2 separate regions of the Homo sapiens genome follow, and region 2 is linked to region 1. A link is an interaction called in ENCODE POLR2A ChIA-PET data of the cell type or tissue named here. Cell type or tissue: HepG2. All regions are shown on one strand.

What was found. Peaks named below come from ENCODE experiments on the same cell type or tissue, not always from the same donor. Only the 100,000 strongest peaks of a DNase experiment are listed, where the experiment ranks them.
Region 2: POLR2A ChIA-PET joins it to region 1 with 7 read pairs; 2 of 35 experiments call an interaction of 5 or more read pairs at or near these places.

The regions. Positions count from the first base shown.
Region 1 is chr4:106,261,796-106,266,795 of GRCh38, reverse strand. TBCK (TBC1 domain containing kinase) reads left to right here. Exons shown (of 26, transcript NM_001163435.3): 4 at 4,584-4,698. Among named protein-coding and RNA genes, the nearest start is that of TBCK, 52 kb to the left of the region's middle. In HepG2, a CTCF peak has its summit at 416; DNase peaks (open chromatin) are centred at 425 and 2,285; H3K4me3 peaks cover 596 bases.
Region 2 is chr4:106,202,263-106,207,262 of GRCh38, reverse strand. The region is part of intron 20 of TBCK (TBC1 domain containing kinase); the gene reads left to right. Among named protein-coding and RNA genes, the nearest start is that of TBCK, 110 kb to the left of the region's middle. In HepG2, no CTCF peak of the experiment used is centred here; no DNase peak of the experiment used is centred here.

The DNA of each region.
Region 1 (5,000 bases):
TTTGTTCTTCTCATGGTATAAAATAGCATTTTTTGTTCCTCTTTATACCTTACATTTTAAAACAAATTAAAAAATCAAATTCTGAGAATATGAAAGGACAGAAAAGCAAATCAGATTGTAATTGACATGTACTCTCAAGTAATAGCTAAGAAACGGTATGTCATTTATGTTTGAATTTTTAAAAATTATTTTGGTATGCATGTTCATCAGCTCATTTTTAACATGAATGTGCTTTTTGACATGCAAGTCTAATGTCTAATAGCTCACAATTAGCAAAAGCACAGTATAGAGAGTAGAAAATGCAGTCTATGTGTTCAGTAGTTTCAGAACTTGTTCAATGGGAAAATCACTTTAAAGGTTTGGCTTTAATTTCATGAGAAAGACATCTATATTGAAGTAGTATGCAGCTGAGGTCCTCTAGTGTCATAGCTGAATATGGCATCAGTTTTTTGTGAGTTGTGTGAGAAACAGACAAGAACAAGAGAAGCTACTCTAAAATTGACTTGTAGAGCCAAATGAGTTCATAAAACTAGGTTTACATTTTGCTAATCTCAGGGAATGTTTCTCTTTTTTTTTAAGGGGAAGACTTTGTTTTCTTTCATGTGCACATATTTATCAATGTAATTGTGCTTTTACATAAAATCTTTGCCTCTATAACTATTGATAAGTTACAAATAATTTTTTTTAAGTTTGGAATATTGCCATTTATACAGTTAGTTTATTTTTTGAAGATGTTTATGAAAACTCTGTTTATCCCAAATTATGCTTGTTTCACACATTCCCTATTTGTTTAAGACTCAGTGATATGGCACTTTAATATGGGAGAAATTATTTGATAAAAAGGAATATTTTACAGTCAATTTAAATAGCATTCTTTATAAATAGTAACCCTCATTGCTTCTTTTTTACACACATTATGGGGAATATCAGCTTATTCCTTTACTTCAAAATATGACAACCAGGGATCGGATTACCAGAGGTAATATTTGAGGTAAAAAAATAGTTCGAGAAAAACAGAGCCTGGAGATGGGGTGGAGAGGGAGTACTCACCATAGAGGAAATGAAGATAATACTCTTTTCCCAGAATTAAAAGACTTCTAACTATTCTCAGAGATACTCAAAGGAATGATGTATCCATAACCAAAGAACAGTATCTATCGACAAGGAACAACTAGAGGACATAATAGAAATGCTGGAAATTAATGGTTTGGATTTCTCTCACTCTCTCTCTGTCTCTTTCCCTCTTGCTCTCTCTCTCTCTCTTTGGATCTCTGGATCTCTCTCTCTCCTGGAATTAAGTTATATAATAGATAGGACTAAAGATTATGCTCTTAAAACAGAAAGTTAATACAACGGGATGACTGTAGTCAATAATAATTGTACATCTTAAAATAACTGAAAGTACAATTGAATTCTTTATAACACAAAGGATAAATACTTCGGGGGGACACCCCATTTTACATGGTGTGATTATTACTCATTTTGTGCCTGTATCAAAACTCATGTACCTCATAGATATATATACCTGCTATATCCTCAAAAAAATTAAATTAAAAAAATAGTTCCAGTTATCATCTGTCTACTAAGAGTTCCAACTTAGAGAAAAAGAGAGAGAAAACAGTGAAAGATGTAGCAAATCAAATTTTCCTTGTGAATATTTCTGTGTTAATGGAACATGTGAGTCTTCAGATTGAAAGTACATGCTTAATGATGACTGGCACAAATATGCCCACATTAGACATATTGGGCTGAAATATTATAACTCTAGGGATAAAGTAAAAATAATCCTCAAAACTTCCCAGGGAAGAGTGACAGGATGTCTGCAACAAAGTTGGAAACAGACTGATACTAGCCTTCTCGCCATTAATAAAGAATGCTATAAGACAATGGAGTAATTCTTTCCAAGTTTAAAGGCAAGAATAAGATATTTTCAGATGCGCCGTGCATGAAAATATTCTACTCATGCTCTCTGTATGAAACAATTTCTCAAGATGTCTTATAGCTAAACAAAAAAGAAATTTAAAAATAGTATGAGATATAAAAATTATAGTAGCTGATGATAATCTTCATAAATAGAGTTATAAAATTATGGTATCCGTTAAATCTTGATGACTGAGACATTTTCTCTTGACAGCTAGGGTTTAAGTGGCCTAGGTTTCTATTTCTTTCTGTGCTTAGTTCTACAGTAAATATGTGTTAATCATTATTATCATATGGCAATGTGCCAATCACTTCCCATCTTTCTCAGAGTAAAAGCCCAAAGGTCTTAAAGTGGCCTAAAGGGCCTTACGTCTTCTGACTCATAGCTATCTCTCTGAGCTTATCTCCTGTCACTTTAATCTTTGCTCATTCTACTGCACGCACTGAATACACTTTTGTGAGCTGCTGACTTTATACCAGTTCAGGACTTGCTTGCTGTGGCCTCTGCCCGAATCATACATTTTCCAGAGACCTACCTGTCTTTTTTACTTCTTTTAGATTTCTACATAAGTGTCACCTCAGTGAGGACTTCCCTGACCACATTATCTGTCTTCCCTACTTCATTTTTTTTTCTTCATTTAATCACTACATGTCACATTATCTATTTACTTATTTGTTTCACCTTCCAGAAAGGAGTGTAGGTTTCCTTTATCCCACTTACTGTTTGATAATGTAAAAACAATATAATGAATACAGATAAGAAGTTTGGGAAGAAAATTGGGGAAGTTGTGAAAATATGACAACTGTATCCTCTTGCAGAATGAAGAGTTAGTTATATTAAGTAAAAGTCTACCACCAGAATTGAAAACTACCTGCTGATGATTATTTGATAATGTAAAATAAAATTTGTTAATGTAAAACAATGTAATAAAAAGGACTTGAGGAAGAAAAATAGGAAAGTTGTGAAAATACGTCAATTATATCCTCTTGCATAGTGAAGAGTTAGTAAGTAAGTAAAAATCTAACCACCAGAAGAATTGAAAACAAAACCTGCTGATTCCCTCTGGAAAGTCAAACTAGGATCATAGAGGCAAATTTTAGCTTTTATCTCTGGTTATTTCTTTTGGTTTTAATTTCGGAGAGAGAATCAGGTTGCAACAATTATTTTTGTAAAAATTTTATTCAATCTAGTATTTTTTAAAGTCAGGATTATTAAGGTATAATTTACATACCTTAACATTTACCCTGTTTTATGTAAAGTTTAATGAGTTTGATAAACAAAATTATGTAACCATCATCAAAATCAAGGATAGAACAGTTCCCTCATGCCACAAAACTTTCTCATACTCTTTTGTAGTCCACCTACCCCCCACCCAAGCCCATGGCAATCTGTTAGTCCATTTTTTAACTTTTAACCTATGTCTTTTATTTAGTGCGTTTCTCATAGACTGAGTATAGCTGAGTTTAAATTCTTATCAAATCTGACAATCCTTATGTTTTAATTGGTGAATTGAGACCATTTGTACTTAATCTATTAGTCATTTTCTATTTGTTCTGTTCTTTTTTCCTTTTATTCTGCCTGTTTGTGGATTGAATATTTTTTATTATTCCATATTATCTCTACTATTGGTTTTAAAAATTATGTTTAGTGGCTATCTGCAAACACTAATTTAATTTTAGAAAAATTTAAAAAAAATGGATAGAAAGGAAAATGTTAATATTGTAGGTATGGGGAAATTTCCTATGTGAACAATTTTTGATTAAAACATTAGAGGATAATTAATAAAGCTAGGTTAATTGTATGTGAGTATTACATTTGTCTTATGCTCTGAGATTTGAACTTTTCAAAAAGAAAAGGAATGTTGACAAGAAAATATTTTAATGCAGGCACCAATGTCTGCAAATGAACAATCCATACTTTATAAAGTGTAATAATAAAAATTAAAACATGTTCCAAATCCTACTTACTACTGCTAAGTAGCAGTATTTACCCAAATACAGTACCTGTTTCCTGATAATTTGCATGAGTAGACTTGCAAATTGGAAAAAAAATTAGGGAGATGGTTGGTGAGAGAGACAAGGAGGGAAAAGGAGAAGGAAACTGGAGGATATCTGTGTGAAGGATGGCTTGTAGAGGATAGGATAAGAATTAAAGAGAAAAGTTTGCTAAATCATAAATGACCAGAGATTGCTTTATAGGTTGAATATGGAAAATAAGCTAGTGTTTGTATACCATAAAATATATTGTTACTACTTTTTTCGGGGGCTTAGGTATTTTGTATTGAGCAAAATAGTTTTTAGTGACTTAGTTCTGCCATATACTTGAAACTTAACCTGATAATTTGGCGAAGCCAAACCTGCTATAGGTTAGTTGCACTCACCACCAAAATTAAAGCCCTTTCGTGGAAGAACCAAATACTGCTATTACAGTAGCCTTTAGGAAACTGTAGGATCTTTGTCAGATTAATTCTGTTATAATCAGAAAACCTAAAATATGTAGAGGTAGATATTTTAGAAAATATATAGATTCTATTTTCTCAGAATAAAAGAGGAGCAATAAAAATATAACTTTTTGAATATTTTCACTAGGTCACATTTCACTTGTTAAAACAAGTTATTTATTTGCTTTGTAATTGATCTTTGACTTTTTGTTTTCTTTGTAGCTGTTCAACGGTTTTGTGTATAGCATTTGAGGTTCTTCAGGGCTTGCAGTATATGAACAAACATGGTATAGTACACAGGGCATTGTCTCCTCATAATATCCTGTTGGACCGAAAGGTAATTGTTAAATCATGTAATAAATATTTATATATCATTTGAAATTGGAAGCAACTGGGATCAGGGCTACTCAGTCAGAGGAACAATAGAATCAGAATATGTTTTAAGAATATTCATAATGAAAAGTCTATATGAAAGTGATGTAACTGTGGTTTTTGAATTTAAGGATTAAATAATCCTTAAATTATTTAATCTGTATATCTTTCACATGGATTATTTTTCCCACAAGACCCATTTTCTAACTTTATGGTTTTTTTATTTTACTCTTATTTCTAAAGCCTTGTGGCGTCCCAGTATACTCC
Region 2 (5,000 bases), 60 kb after region 1:
CTCTGAATACTGAGCACTGCTAAAGCTTGAATAGTTAGAAATATTGTACACTGATGTGATGCCTAGATTATACATTTCATGGTAGTTATGTGATTTACATATAAATAGGGTGAATAATGTGTATTTGATAAAATTGGAGACAGGGTGATATTTATCATTTTTGTCTTGATATGTGTTTCTGCTTTTAAAAATATAGTAGGCCTCATTTAAAATGAGATCAGGAAAGTATGATTCATTCTTAAGGGAACTGTTTTCCTGAAATTCTGTGAATAGTATTCAGCTTGCAAATTATGAAGAGTTGTCAGGTAACCATTAAGAGAAATGATAAGGAGTGTATCAGTACTATATGTGCCTTTTCAACCTACTGTCACAGCTAAAGATAAAGCTAACAAATTCCATGATATGCTGGTAAAGCCATTGACATTTAACTACAATCTGAAAGGATGCTTATACTACTTAAAAGCTTATCACAATCATTTTCAAAATGTATATTCAGCCGAGTTTAAACTGCTCAGAAATATTTATGTATTTGTTCCTTCATTTGTTCTTTATCTTCATTATGTTGTTACGTAAATAAATTTTAGATTTTAGTCTAAAGAGAATACTGACAATGAGCTTTTCAGATTTTATCAAGATGTAATTACAGGAAAAACTAGGAATATCCACCTTATTTAGAATATCTCATAATAAGAGTCCTACTAGCCTGTTATAGTCTCTCTGAAGAGTCCTGTGATGTGTCCTCTTGTCTGGTAGCTGCTATGTCCCCAACATTAGTACAAACCCCATTCTACTGGCATTGGATCCATTAAGGCCTTTGAATACAAATGGCTTATTAAAGTCTCTCTCTCGTAGTGAAGCTTGATTACCTTTCAGAAAGTGCCCAGATTTTAGAAATCAAAGTGGCTATTAATAGTATCAGGGATGATAAAATGACATTTTTGGTACTTTCTAGCCAAAAAACTATACACACAAGTTAAATATCTAGCAAGTTTTCCAATTCAGTAAATCCTCATTTGCATTACCCCCACATCTGTTTCTAATCTAATGATTCCTTATGCTGTCCAGAAACAGGTGAAAGGAAGTATGGCATAATGGAGCAGTTCTAAAACATTTTGCTCTCAGAACCCCTTTATATTCTGAAAAATTATTGAGGACCTCAAAGAGTTTTTGTTTACATGAGTTATAGCTATCGATATTTATAGAGATTTAAAATATATTTATGTATTTATAATTCATTTAAAAATAACAATAACAAAACCATTGCATGTTAACCAAAGTAACATATTTTTCTGAGAAATAGTTACATTTTTCCCCAAAAATGCAATAGTGGTATTGTTTTACCTTTTTATAATCTTTTACATTTTTATAATCTTTTTACTTGTTTAACTATATGAAGAAAATGTGACCTCACACAGACACGTTAATAGTTTCTCAGATAGCGGTAGTTTCTTAAACTTCTCAGAGCAGTGGTTTTTTTTGTTTTTTTTGTTGTTTTTTTTTTGAGACAGAGTCTCACTCCATCACTCAGGCTGGAAGTGCAGTGATCTCGGCTCACTGCAACCTCTGCCTCCCGGGTTCAAGCGATTCTCCTGCCTCAGCCTCCCAAGTAACTGGGATTACAGGTGTTTGCCACCATGCCTGGCTAATTTTTTTTTTTTTTTTTTTTTTTTTTTTTGTATTTTTAGTGGAGAGGGCTTCACCATGTTGGCCAGGCTGGTCTTGAACTCCTGACTTCAAGTGATCCACCTGCCTTGGCCTCCCAAAGTGCTGGGATTACAAGCGTGATCCACTGTGCCTGGCCTCATTGTTTCTTAAAGCTAGTTGCTATGTACAGTCTAAAACCATGTCAGTGAACTTCTCATACTCTGTTATACTAAAATCCATCACTCTATCTTGCAATTTAGATGGCTCTTTTACTCATACATAATTTTGTAGTGTCATGAATTTGTCATTGAAAAATATTGGTTGCTGAGTTACACAGATCTTCCAACTATGAAGCATTTCATTATAGAATATTTTTAAAATCACATTTATTAATATCACAACAGGTCTTCTCCAAAAAGTGATTAAGTATTGGGAACCGACCAATTTCACAGTGGCAGATATTAGCTTTCCAAAATTTTAATCTTCGCCTAAAAGCTCTCATTTTTTCTTAAAGTAACTGTTTCACTTTGTACATTTAAAAAAATCATTGTTTGGGCCGGGCGCGGTGGCTCACGCGTGTAATCCCAGCACTTTGGGAGGCCGAGGCGGGTGGATCATGAGGTCAGGAGATCGAGACCATCCTGGCTAACAAGGTGAAACCCCGTCTCTACTAAAAATACAAAAAATTAGCCGGGCGCGGTGGCGGGCGCCTGTAGTCCCAGCTACTCGGGAGGCTGAGGCAGGAGAATGGCGTGAACCCGGGAAGCGGAGCTTGCAGTGAGCCGAGATTGCGCCACTGCAGTCCGCAGTCCGGCCTGGGCGACAGAGCGAGACTCCGTCTCAAAAAAAAAAAAAAAAAAAAAAAAATCATTGTTTGTCTGTCATTCTTTCAAATAAACATAGTATTTCTTGCAGAAACCATCAATATTAGCTCACAGATGATTACCCAAGTGCTTTACCTCTTTGTACTTCAGTAGATAGCACAAGTGCTTTACACTTACTTCCATTTTATTTCACAAATTTTAAAAGAGATATTTAATAAATTTAATAATTTTTACTCCTTCACATGACCATTATTATACTTCGGTGCCTGTGCCTTAAATTGTGCTAACATGCCAGCAGTTTTATCCACCAGTGGCTTTGCACCATTAGCATAAATATCAATCCAGTAAAAAGAGCAAATCATCTTAGTATTATTACAAAAATAGCTTTGAATTGGTGGACCCCGAAGGGACTTAAGGACCGCCAGGGCCTGTGACCAAGATTTAAGAAAGCTGGTGTAGAGGTTAAGTACTCAGACACTTGTGCCAAATGGTCCAGGGTTCTAAATTCTGGCTATTCCATATACTAATTACATAATCTATTTTTAGCTTTAGTTTTAGTTTTTTCCCTGCAACCCTCTTACCATTGATGTAGATTATAATAAATTCTACCTCATAATGAAGTTTAGAGAATGCATATAAACTGTTCAACACAGCTCCAGGCACACTATAATTGTTAAGGGGTATTGTTCTTTATTTAATATTACTAGAGTTTGATCATGTTGCATTATTTCTTTTATTAGCATGATTCATATTTAGAAGAACATTATATTACAAGCTATAATGGATATATTATTTTGCTACATCAGTTAATGAATACTCTGTCAGAGGAGGTATGGTACTAATAACAATAAAGACTTTCAAGGTTGTCTGAATTGATGAGATTTTCTGCCACTTTGAATTTTAATCTTTTTAATTGCTTGATTTTAAGGTACTTCTCTATCTCAACAAAGTGCTACATAACATGTTTTATAGTCTTTCTTTTACTTAAAGTAAATTAGAATGAATTATGTTTGAAAATTTTGAAAAGTTTTTTGTAGTAATCAATGAAATAATTGAAATATATTCTGGAATAATAGCTCATCTTTCCCAAAAATGATAATGTAGATCTCAGAACCATTAAATTATCTGAGTGATTTTCTTGTAAGTTTTCAGTGTATAGTTCTTTTGTTCAATATTGTAAGCCAACTGAGAATAAATAATAAAAGGTATGTTTATACAGTTAGTTATTTTTTATTTGTTTCTTTTTTTATTTAGAGAAATCATGACCTGTAAAAGATATAACTAATATAATCTTTGGTATATAGAGGAAAAAAATTAACCATTTACTTTTTGGGTCCAAGGGATCTTTTACATTATTTTTATATGTTTAAGTCATTTTGTGAATAATTTGCAGAAGTAGAATAAAGCATAGTAAAAAACTGTATTAAAATATTAAGAATTTAAACACAACAAACCCAAAATTTTATGTCATATATTCCTTATTTTGAAAGTATATATATATATATATATATGTGAAAATATATATGTGTATATGTCCTTTGAACTTACTGCTCAGCTGTCATACATGAGCCTGAAGGATATCCATCATATAAATACTGATTCCGTATTTCAAATATGTCTCTCATAGGTTCTAGCTGATTTCTGGTTCTTCTTGCACTTGCATGGTTATAACACAGTCATCAAAATGAAACACTGACAGAGCTCATAACTTGGTTGAAGAACAGCTGTCTTTTATTCCATAATTTGAAAACATTTTCATTTTTAGATTTATGAACACAAATTAGAATAAATTTAATTTTTATTTCTATATCATCTATTTATAATTACATTGCAAACACATACACTTATAGCATTTATTTGCTTAAACTGTATCAAAAATTTTGGTGCACAAATATCATAAAAAATCAAATATTACTCTCATATATCCTTTTAGCAAAGTAAAATGGTCCAGGTTTCTTATTGCAAAATATTGTGTGGTGAGGCCCTTCACATTGAATGACTGACTGAATGAGAATTCCAGACTTATTTATTGTTTACTCTGATAGCTGTGTTTGAGGAAATTCACCTAAGAGACTGTCATCTGAGCACTCACAATTTGCAATATCACTTGTGTGACTAATTTTACCATTTGACTTGAGTTAAACTGTTGCTATCTTTTTGCATTCATCTTCTGATTAGTCCAGTAATTGTAAAACATTTTCCCCTGTTATGAAACAGTTTTCTCTTTTCTTTTTAATAATAAAGGTGGAAAATGGAAAATTCTCAATCTTTAGCTGTGTTCAATGAAAACGTAAAAAAACAACAAAAAATCTATAATGATGGTGTCTCTGTACATCTTTCATATCTTCTTGAAAGATGGTGCAATACTATGGCTAGCACAAAAAGAAAAATGAAGGATGGCATAATAGTGATGATTTATTTTAGTACTGTGCTATCCTTGTAGATGATTCCATCATTCTTCTGTTTTCTTATTAGTATTTTTAAGCATAGTTGAGAATAATTAATTGGTATTGATGAAATAATTGTTACTGA